Linked DNA regions of Homo sapiens: region 1 is linked to region 2. A link is an interaction called in ENCODE POLR2A ChIA-PET data of the cell type or tissue named here. Cell type or tissue: Caco-2. All regions are shown on one strand. Links, peaks and the distances in the headings refer to the core of each region. The heading gives the core; the rest is flanking DNA.

The links. ChIA-PET counts read pairs that join two places held together with the same protein. Peaks named below come from ENCODE experiments on the same cell type or tissue, not always from the same donor. Only the 100,000 strongest peaks of a DNase experiment are listed, where the experiment ranks them.
Region 1: POLR2A ChIA-PET joins it to region 2 with 6 read pairs; 2 of 35 experiments call an interaction of 5 or more read pairs at or near these places.

What each region holds. Positions count from the first base shown.
Region 1 is chr9:76,132,600-76,137,040 of GRCh38, reverse strand. PCSK5 (proprotein convertase subtilisin/kexin type 5) reads right to left here. Exons shown (of 38, transcript NM_001372043.1): 10 at 2,829-2,932. Among named protein-coding and RNA genes, the nearest start is that of PCSK5, 240 kb to the right of the region's middle. In Caco-2, for the core only: no CTCF peak of the experiment used is centred there; no DNase peak of the experiment used is centred there.
Region 2 is chr9:76,613,183-76,617,623 of GRCh38, reverse strand. PRUNE2 (prune homolog 2 with BCH domain) reads left to right here. Exons shown (of 19, transcript NM_015225.3): 19 at 3,024-4,441. The coding sequence ends at 3,054. All of the region lies in intron 5 of LOC105376095 (a long non-coding RNA gene), which reads right to left. Among named protein-coding and RNA genes, the nearest start is that of PCA3, 150 kb to the left of the region's middle. In Caco-2, for the core only: no CTCF peak of the experiment used is centred there; DNase peaks (open chromatin) are centred at 1,603 and 2,173; H3K4me3 peaks cover 835 bases.

The DNA of each region.
Region 1 (4,441 bases), core at 187-4,186, 480 kb after region 2:
AGCCCTGCTGTCTGCCTAGGATGTAGGACATGGGGGTATGTCTGAAGAAATGTAAGGAGGTTGGATAAAATGGATTTGGTAGGGTTTTGGTAGAGACTATTCATTGGGGTGTTGGCTTTACTGAAGTTATCAGTGATAACAAAGACTATCAAGTCTAGTGATGTCTGAACTCCAAAACTGAGTTGTTTGCTACTCTAAGTGGCTTCTGCTTTACGTGATGAGAAAGAAATTCTGATGGGTGACGCTGATGTCCCTATTACTGGCAGGTACCTATTGAGCAATTTGTGAAATTGTTCTCCTATTTTTTTTTAAACTACTTTTCCAACAAGTTATTAATAAATTACTCAACACTGGGAAAACAAAAGTAAGCCCAAGGAAGAACAGGAGTTTTCAGATTCATTTCATACATATATTTTACTCAGTGTTAGGGCTGAGTTGGGTGGGACAAAGAAGGGCACCCAGGACCACACACTTCTGTAGGCAGGCAACTTCCGTTTTCCCAGTCTAAGGAGAAATACGTGACTATGGATTCCTGCTAAGCAAGACCTGCAAAAGCCGGCTGACCTCATTTAAATACAAGCCCTTGTTGAGCTCTTGTTGTAGGAACCTTTTCTAACCATTAGCTCTTTATTGTTCTTTCAGATGTTATTTCATAAAAAGTCATAGCATCTTTCTGCAGTCCTAGTACCCTGCATTCTCCACTTCCCCAAAGCATGTTGCTTCTCCTGCTAGCCTCTGCCTTAATCACATTTATCTGTGGGACTCTAGGGAGGGGATGGTAACGTTTAGAGTAGAGAATAACTTTTTTTTTTTCTTAAGTCATCTTATTATGATCCTGTTTAGATGAAATACGGGACTCGCCATCAACAAAATTACAAAACAATCCCACTGGGAGCCCAGCCCATTCAGAATAATTCATCTGTGAAAAAGCAAACTTTAATTGTTACTCTTGGCAGCCATCTAAGAGAAGAGTGAAATATTATACTAAATATTGCCACGTGCAATAGTAAAATACCGTTTCCTCCTTAAAGCAGTGCACAAACCCCTTTAGATTCAGGTTTGGGTCTGGTGACTTAGTCTAAACCCTCTGTCTCCCCCTCTCCTAAACCAACAGAGGTTTTCAGAAGAGCTGCATTTTTGTTAGAACCATTTGCTCTTTTTAAATTGCCAAAAAGGAATAAGTAAAACTAAGATATTTATTCGGGTTAAAGTTTCTTCAGCTTCATGGAGGTTAATGTCCTTAGTCTGTGATCCTTCTACTAAGAAGTTCATTCCAGCTTTCAACTAGCTAAGGTTATGTGTCAGCTCCTTCTCTCCCCTGCAGCCTCATGGATTTATATTGTACGAGTTGGGAGCATGTGGAAGCTAATCAAAATGAAACATACATATGGCAAATTACATCCTGGATTTTCCGGAACAACCGAAATTTCAAATAATTTTGATGTCTCCCATACAATTACAATTTTGGGATCAAATCTCCTGATTTGGGCTTCAGAGAATGCAATGCCAACGGGTATTTACAACTCTAGATTAAAAGTTCATTGAACACTGCTGCATTATATAGTTTACATGCATGGAAAGGTGTTTGATAATACTTCAAAGCAGAGAAATATTCTTTTCCTAAAAATAGAGTGAAGCTTTCTGTGAAGATATTAATCAAATAATTATTAATGTGGCACTGGTTATCTAGGATATTTATAGGTTTTGTTTCAGCATGAGTCTATAATAAATTATTTACAAGTAATTTTAAAAATATACATTCTGGCAGAAATATTTGCATATATTGCTCATATAAGGATATATAAAGATCATATGTAAGATATGATACGTAGATAATATTACTTAGCATCCAAAATGCTTAAATTATTAGGGCCCTTAAAAATTAAATGACTTGCCCAGGACCATGTTACCAACGGTCTGACCATCAGAACCTCAATTTTTAAGGAGATGTGCCCTGTGCTATGGAACACTGTATTTCATCCATACAGATATATGATGATACTAAGATTATTTGGGAATATGTTTTAAGTCTGTAGATATAAACAAATTAATGTTTGTTACAAGTTAGATTAATGAATTAAAACCTTATTATAACTTAGGTCACTTACAACTTGAGTAGATATACTAAACTTTAGGATATATGTTTTATATAGCTAATTTTATTTTTATTATAACATATATTACCTATGACAACAAATAGAATAGCTATTTTGGGAACTATGATCTGTATTAGCCATGGGAAAATATTCAGTACTTGTTACATATTGTGCACAATTGCATAAGGACTGGACATTATAAAGCTTCATTAAAATTTTTAGTTTATATAAAGTAACATTTCTTAGAATTATTACCTGCTTTTCTTTGTGGAAGATTTATAACAAACAAAAACAAAATTTGTAGAATGCATGGCCTTAGCAACTAACAGTGCTACACTAAAGTGAACAATATATATCAGTTATTATTGAAGTGGAAGTAGTCCTATAGAAGGTGAGGAATTTTAAAATACATTATTATAAATATTACTTAGATATTCAGTGACAGCAAATAGTAAACTAATCAGGGGTCCCATAGGCCGACTATACATGGGGGTTGGTCGATCTTTTAAAAAAATTGACCTATGATGTGGGAAGCCAAAGAAATCTCCCTTATCTGTGTAGTTTTAACTTAAAAAAATCAACCTGCCTTTTATTTACTAAAAGATCAAGCTCTTTGTTTGTCAGCACAAAGTTTAAAGTTTCGTTTGAGGGGTTCTGTTTCCTGCTCTCCATTTAAAATGGGGGAAAAATAAAAATATTTTGCCTGTGACAGAATATGAAAGAAGTTCTCACCCTTAAAACCAGCAGCATTGGTTTTCCAGTCATTAGCGTTCAAATGTCCCGCACGGGAAGTCCTGACAATAACATGCTGTACGTCTCTCCAGGTCAGAAACGGACTGGGGAAAGACAAGGTAAGAATCATTGTACCAAAAAAAAAAAAGATGGGGGAAGCAGAGAGTCACAAGCAAATTAAAAAAGCAAAATCAAAATGGCAAAGTACTAAAAACAAAGGGTCAGAGATTTGGGTTTGGGATAACCAAATGCCAAATGCCGCTCTTGTTCTCAACATGGAGAAGTGACATTAGTCTGTGGGAGGCAGAAAATGTAACCTTAAACTGAAGAAATAATAAGACTGTAGTCAGGGTAACTTAGTTTTTTAAAAGGGTGAGCGTTTCCGGTTTCCTCAACAAAATGGTTGCCTACTATGGTGCTGTCATCCTTTGTATAAAAGCTTGGATCATCATCATCAGATTACGATAAGCTAAAATCAAAACAGAAGGCCTCTGAAACGTTTCTTCTTTAATCATTGAATAGTTTGGTAAGTGAGCTGCAATTTACCAGAAGAACGTAGCAATGTTTAACCTTCTATGCATATATATGTGGGATATGGAAAAATCTCAACGAAACAGCATCCCAATTTTCAGCATTTTTAAGGAAGAGAACATGGTACAGAACCCAAAGCTGGGCTCCAAGGCACAGACAGCAGTAAGAGTATTCTTAATTTGCAATGGGTAGTTATTATAGTGTGTTATTAGACACCTAGTTCTTATGGCTACTAGCACTGAAGAACACAAAAGAGACTACTGAGCAGGAGATACTTTCATTGGAGAACTGCAATGCTAATCATAATCACACAGAAACAAATCCAAGCACATACAAACAGACTTTTATTCCCTTTCATAGACTATGTATATACTCGAAGCCATTTGACTCAGCGCATGCATGCAATTCTAATCAGGATACTTATTTCATTCAGTCTTGAATTCTGAGTTGTGCTGATCTTTTACTTAACTAAGAAATATGACAATTTTCATGCAGCATGTGCAGCCATTTTATTTGTTTCTCACCAGCTACCTTCACTTCAGCAACAATATTTGCAAAGGATGGGAGAGAAGATTTAGGGAAGAGGAGAAAATTACTCACTACCTGCCTTGAGGTGTGATGGGGCTTGGGGTAGTCTTTCTGCACTCTCTTTTGTAGGTGTATGGACACTGAGGTCTTTCAGGCAGAGGGAGAACTTGGTATCTTAATTGTACCTAATTTTTCATGATAGGGCCTGTATGTTTCTTCACTTTATACTACATTTTTTTCCCAATCATACTCACCACATCTATGTTTTTTAGGGTGGTCAGGGCGGCCTTCTAGTAAGAAGGGGTCTAGTGATCAGATTCTGGCTCCTTCATTTTCCATGTGAAATTAACCTCTCAAAGTCTTAGTATTCCTACTTAGAACATGGATGCTAGTATCTGCTTTATGTCGTTGTACTGATTGAATCAGTTAAAATAATGCCAAGTACTTAACCTTGTGCCTGGTGCATAAGAAGCTATTAAGAAGTGGTAGATAGCAAAGCATTTTGCTAAAATTTGCATCCACAGCTCTTATTTGGTGGCTTCAGTATGAAAGAA
Region 2 (4,441 bases), core at 97-4,096:
TCCCTTTCTTCAGCCCTCTCTTTCCTGAGCCCTTAAGAGGCACAAGATCACAGTGTGGATGATGAGATCAGGATAAGGGGCAAGAGTAACCAAGAATTTTTTTTTTTTTTCTGACTTCCAGTCCTGGATTTCTGGCTTTCTTTGGTATTAGAATAAGGGCTGCATTTACTTCTTCTGGCACCTTTACACTGTAGGCCATCAAGGACAGAGGAGCATTCTGTGTGGAAGCATTTTACACCTTCCAGAGCTAGTGTTGAATGAATACACTGCAAAATGGGCAAGGGTTCTTCCAATGGGCTCGATCAGTCCAAGAATAAGATGGAGTGTGTGCTGTTATCGTAGTGGCCTCTCATTTTCCTCAGAGACAGAAGGGAAGGTTATGCCCATTTTCTTCTTTCTACATAAAATGCAAATGTTTTTATTCATCATTAAACAATATTGTCTGACAGTTTGTAAGGAACCTCATTTAATACGTGTTAGACACAAAAATGGCCTATTGTAAAATTATCAGAAGGTTGCTCTGTCTCAGGAAAAAGTTGCTTATAGAAAACTAAGCCCATTTGCCCGAGGATTAAGAATATTCAATTCTAATTAAAAGTATTCTTTTTTCCAAAAAGGATACTTTTATTTATTTATTTATTTATGTATTTATTTATTTATTTATTTTTAAATAGCCCTGGGTGCTTGTCTCCTTCCCTTTTAGGTTTGGATTTTATGAATTTCTTCATGTTCCAAAACTTGCAACATGCCTTTTTATATTTTTACATATTTGTTTAAAGTACAGTGATCAAGAGTGGCTCTATTTGAAGAAGCTTAAATTAGCATCATTGTTAATAGCTTTGTTAACTCCACAACGTTGCTGTTCTCTCAAATATTAACCTTCCAAGTGGTTTCCTGTATTTACTTACAAGAAAATTGTTCACTTTTGACTATCTCATTTATTTCATAAACTGGGTAAACAGGTTCCAGTCTTTTAGCTTTTGAGTTAACGAAAGCTGAAGGGATGAATTAAATCCTAGAAGATTTACAAAAAAGTCAGTACGAAAAATAATCGAGATGGGCATCCTGGTGTAAGTGTTAGCTCAGGGGCCCGATGGTGAAACAAGGTGACCATGTTCTTTTAAGCTTCCAAGACTATTTCACATATTCTGACCCACTCTCGCAGTTTTTAGACGATGTGCCCCAAATTTTGGTTTAGTAAATATTCTCTTCATCTATGGGAAAAAGTCAACCAACACCGTGAGAGAAAGAATCAAATTTCCAATCACCAAATCAAACTTACTACAGATTTCCGGGAACAGGAAGGACCTTTTAAAAGCAAAAACAGTATATTTTTTAAATGACCTGTTTTGTAAAGGTATATGAAAAAGATGTCGGGGTCACAGTGGATAAAAAGAGGATACCTCTAAAGCAAACTCTGCAGGTAAGAAAACAAGTCAGAGGGCCTGAAAACTAGAAATATTCATGATGATTTTGGCTTTCCAAAGGAGACAAGATTGTTGCAAGTAGGGTAATAAAGCGAAGAGCTATTTGCTCATTTCAAAAAAACACTGAGGGGCCGGGCATGCTGGCTCATGCCTGTAATCCCAGCACTTTGGGAGGCTGAAGTGGGCGGATCACGAGGTCAAGAGATCGAGATCATCCTGGCCAACAGGGTGAAACCCCGTCTCGCTAAAAACACAAAAAATTATCTGGGCATGGTGGCGTCTGCCTGTAATCCCAGCTACTCGGGAGGCTGAGGCAGGAGAGTCGCTTGAATCTAGGAGACGGCGGTTGCAGTAAGCCGAGATCGCACCACTGAGCTCCAGCATGGCGACAGAGCAAGACTCCATCTCAAAAAAAAAAAAAAAAAAACCACACACACAAAACAACAACAAAAAAAATCCACCGAGGTACTATTGCTGCTAATAATAACAGACATTATGATATGTTCATTATGTACAATTGAAAATGCTTTAGACTTATTCATTAGCAAGCTGTGAAAGCGGTATGACCGTTCCATTTTACAGATACAGAAATGGAAACTTAGAGAAGGTGGGTGACTTGGCCAAGTCCCCACTGCTAATAAGTGACGGAATTGCTGACTATATTTCAAAGGAAAGATACTTTACTACTGTAAACTGGATGGGCAGGCAGCGTGAGTTGCCAGTGGCTTTATTTGCAAAGCTTCTAGAATGAACACTGCTCAGCTGCCGCAAATTCCACAAGTAAAGCACAGTAACCTTTGCAACATGCAAGCTTATGGCTCAGGGAGCAGAGATAAGCAAAATCCACAGATACGTGCCAAATCACCCTTTGCAAACTAATAGTTTCTCTTTTATCGCAACTGAAATTCTTCCTCTATTTACTGGCTTTTGGTTTTCTTCCTCTTGGGTGGATGCGGTAGGAAGTTGTGCTGTGTTCACTAAGAAGCAGAAGAGAGACGTGATTCGAGTGAGTTTTAGGCTTACTCCTCAGATACTTGGGAACCCATTTGACCTTCTGAAAAACAAGCTTTTCTTTAGTTATAAACATCCATCTCAGTAAGGTAGGCTAACCCCTTTCAGTCAATTCCTTTGGCTTCTAGAAAATGTTTGGTGTTGTTTTGTTGTTTACCATTTCTTACTATTTAGTGCTTGTCAGACATTACTTACTTGAGGCAGAACATTTGTTTGCTTCACAAGGAAAGGTCACTTATTAAATAAAATGGCATGATTTCTGGAATACACTAATGCTCCTTATCTTAATTGACTTTGGGAATGAGCCTTTACATGAGTTTTTTACCTCCCTGGATCATTTTGAAAAGGTGTAAAATGCTTCCAGAAACGATTTTGTAGAACTAAACAGATTTCATATGTTGGAGAAAAGCCTGACAAGAGGAGGATTGGGTTTTACCAGATTTTTCTATTATAAGAAACTTGCATGATTTAAATATTTTCAGTATGTCCTTTGAGGAAAAAAGCAAACACAGTGCTACCCAAATCATTACTAAATGTCTCTCATTTGGTTTCTCATGTTTCTCTCTCTTTTTCTTTTCTTTGCAGTATTGACTTGAAGCTGAAAGAAAAGCCTTAGTTGGCCATGCTGGAAGAAGAGGATGCTTTTCTGGTTCATGGTTCTGTTGAAACATATCTACCTGAAAGAGACAGGGCTGATGTTACCTTTTTCCACTTTGCACTACCTGGTGCCATTCTAAATTTCTAAGGGGAAAAATAGAAAGTTTGTTTACTCTTAAGATATTTTATGAAATTGTGTGTACTTTCCTATTTTGCCAATTATGTGCCTCAAAGATTTTAGTTGAGCCTTAGCAAGAAAGTAGGACCTTCCATTTCAATACTTCATTAACACGGTGTAGTGATACTTTGTCCCTTAGACTGGTGTTTACCAGTAAGATACCTTTAATCCACTGTTAAGTATGAGTGGATTTGTTTCCATAGATTAGCTGGATTTCCTTTTGGTGATTGCATTAGGTTTAAAGTACACAGGTCTCAACTCTCCCCAGGAAAGTTTCCCCTGTTTGACTCCACCTTTAAAATCCTAAGCCTGACTAGGACAGCCACAAACCACACAAGGTGTAAAACCATCATCAGCTAAGTGCCCGTTTTGTTCTTGTTTACCAGAATCTCCTTTAACTTCTCAAAGGGAAGCCGGGCTTTCTAATCCACGTCAACTTTATTTTAGTTGTCAAATTGGGCATTATATTTTATGTAAATTGGTCTTTTAACATCATTTTCCTGATGAATGTTGGTGACCACCACATTGTGAAATTTAAGAATCCGTGTTGCATGTTTGGTAGCTCTCTGAGTTTCAGGCCATAAACTCAGCTCCAGAGGTTACCTTTTAAGTGCCAAGAACTCAAGTGCAAGGTGGCCTACTCAAAAATCATTTGGTAGCATTCAGTTATTCATGAATTCCTCTCTCGCATGCATTATAAAAAGTGATCTGCTTTAAAACACCGTAATCTGATCATAGGCTTAAAATTAAATATGAGTATTACTTTCATGTACAAAATATTTCCTTTATAGTCTTCATATGCCCTTTAAAATGCCAACAAGATTTCAAGTCTGTAGGCCTCTAGTGAGGTGGGGTGGCAAACCACAGCTAAGTCTCGCTCACCACTGCAAGCTAAGAATGGTTTTTACATTTTGGGTTGGAAAAATTTTTTTTGAATATTTCATGACACATGAAAATTATTCAAATGTTAGTGCCGATAAATAAAGTGGTACTGAAACACAGCCACACAAACTTGTTTTTGTACTGTCTACAGCTACTTTCACACTACAGCCGCAGAGCTGAGCAGTTCAGCAGACCGTATGTCCCACAATGCCTAAAACATTGACTATGTTTACAGAAAAAGTTTGCTGACCCCTGCTCTAGCAAACGCATCCTTTCCTACTCCACCCCAATTTGTATTTAGATAGTTTCTCTAACAGAACGGACAAATGAGGCTGCAAACTAATTT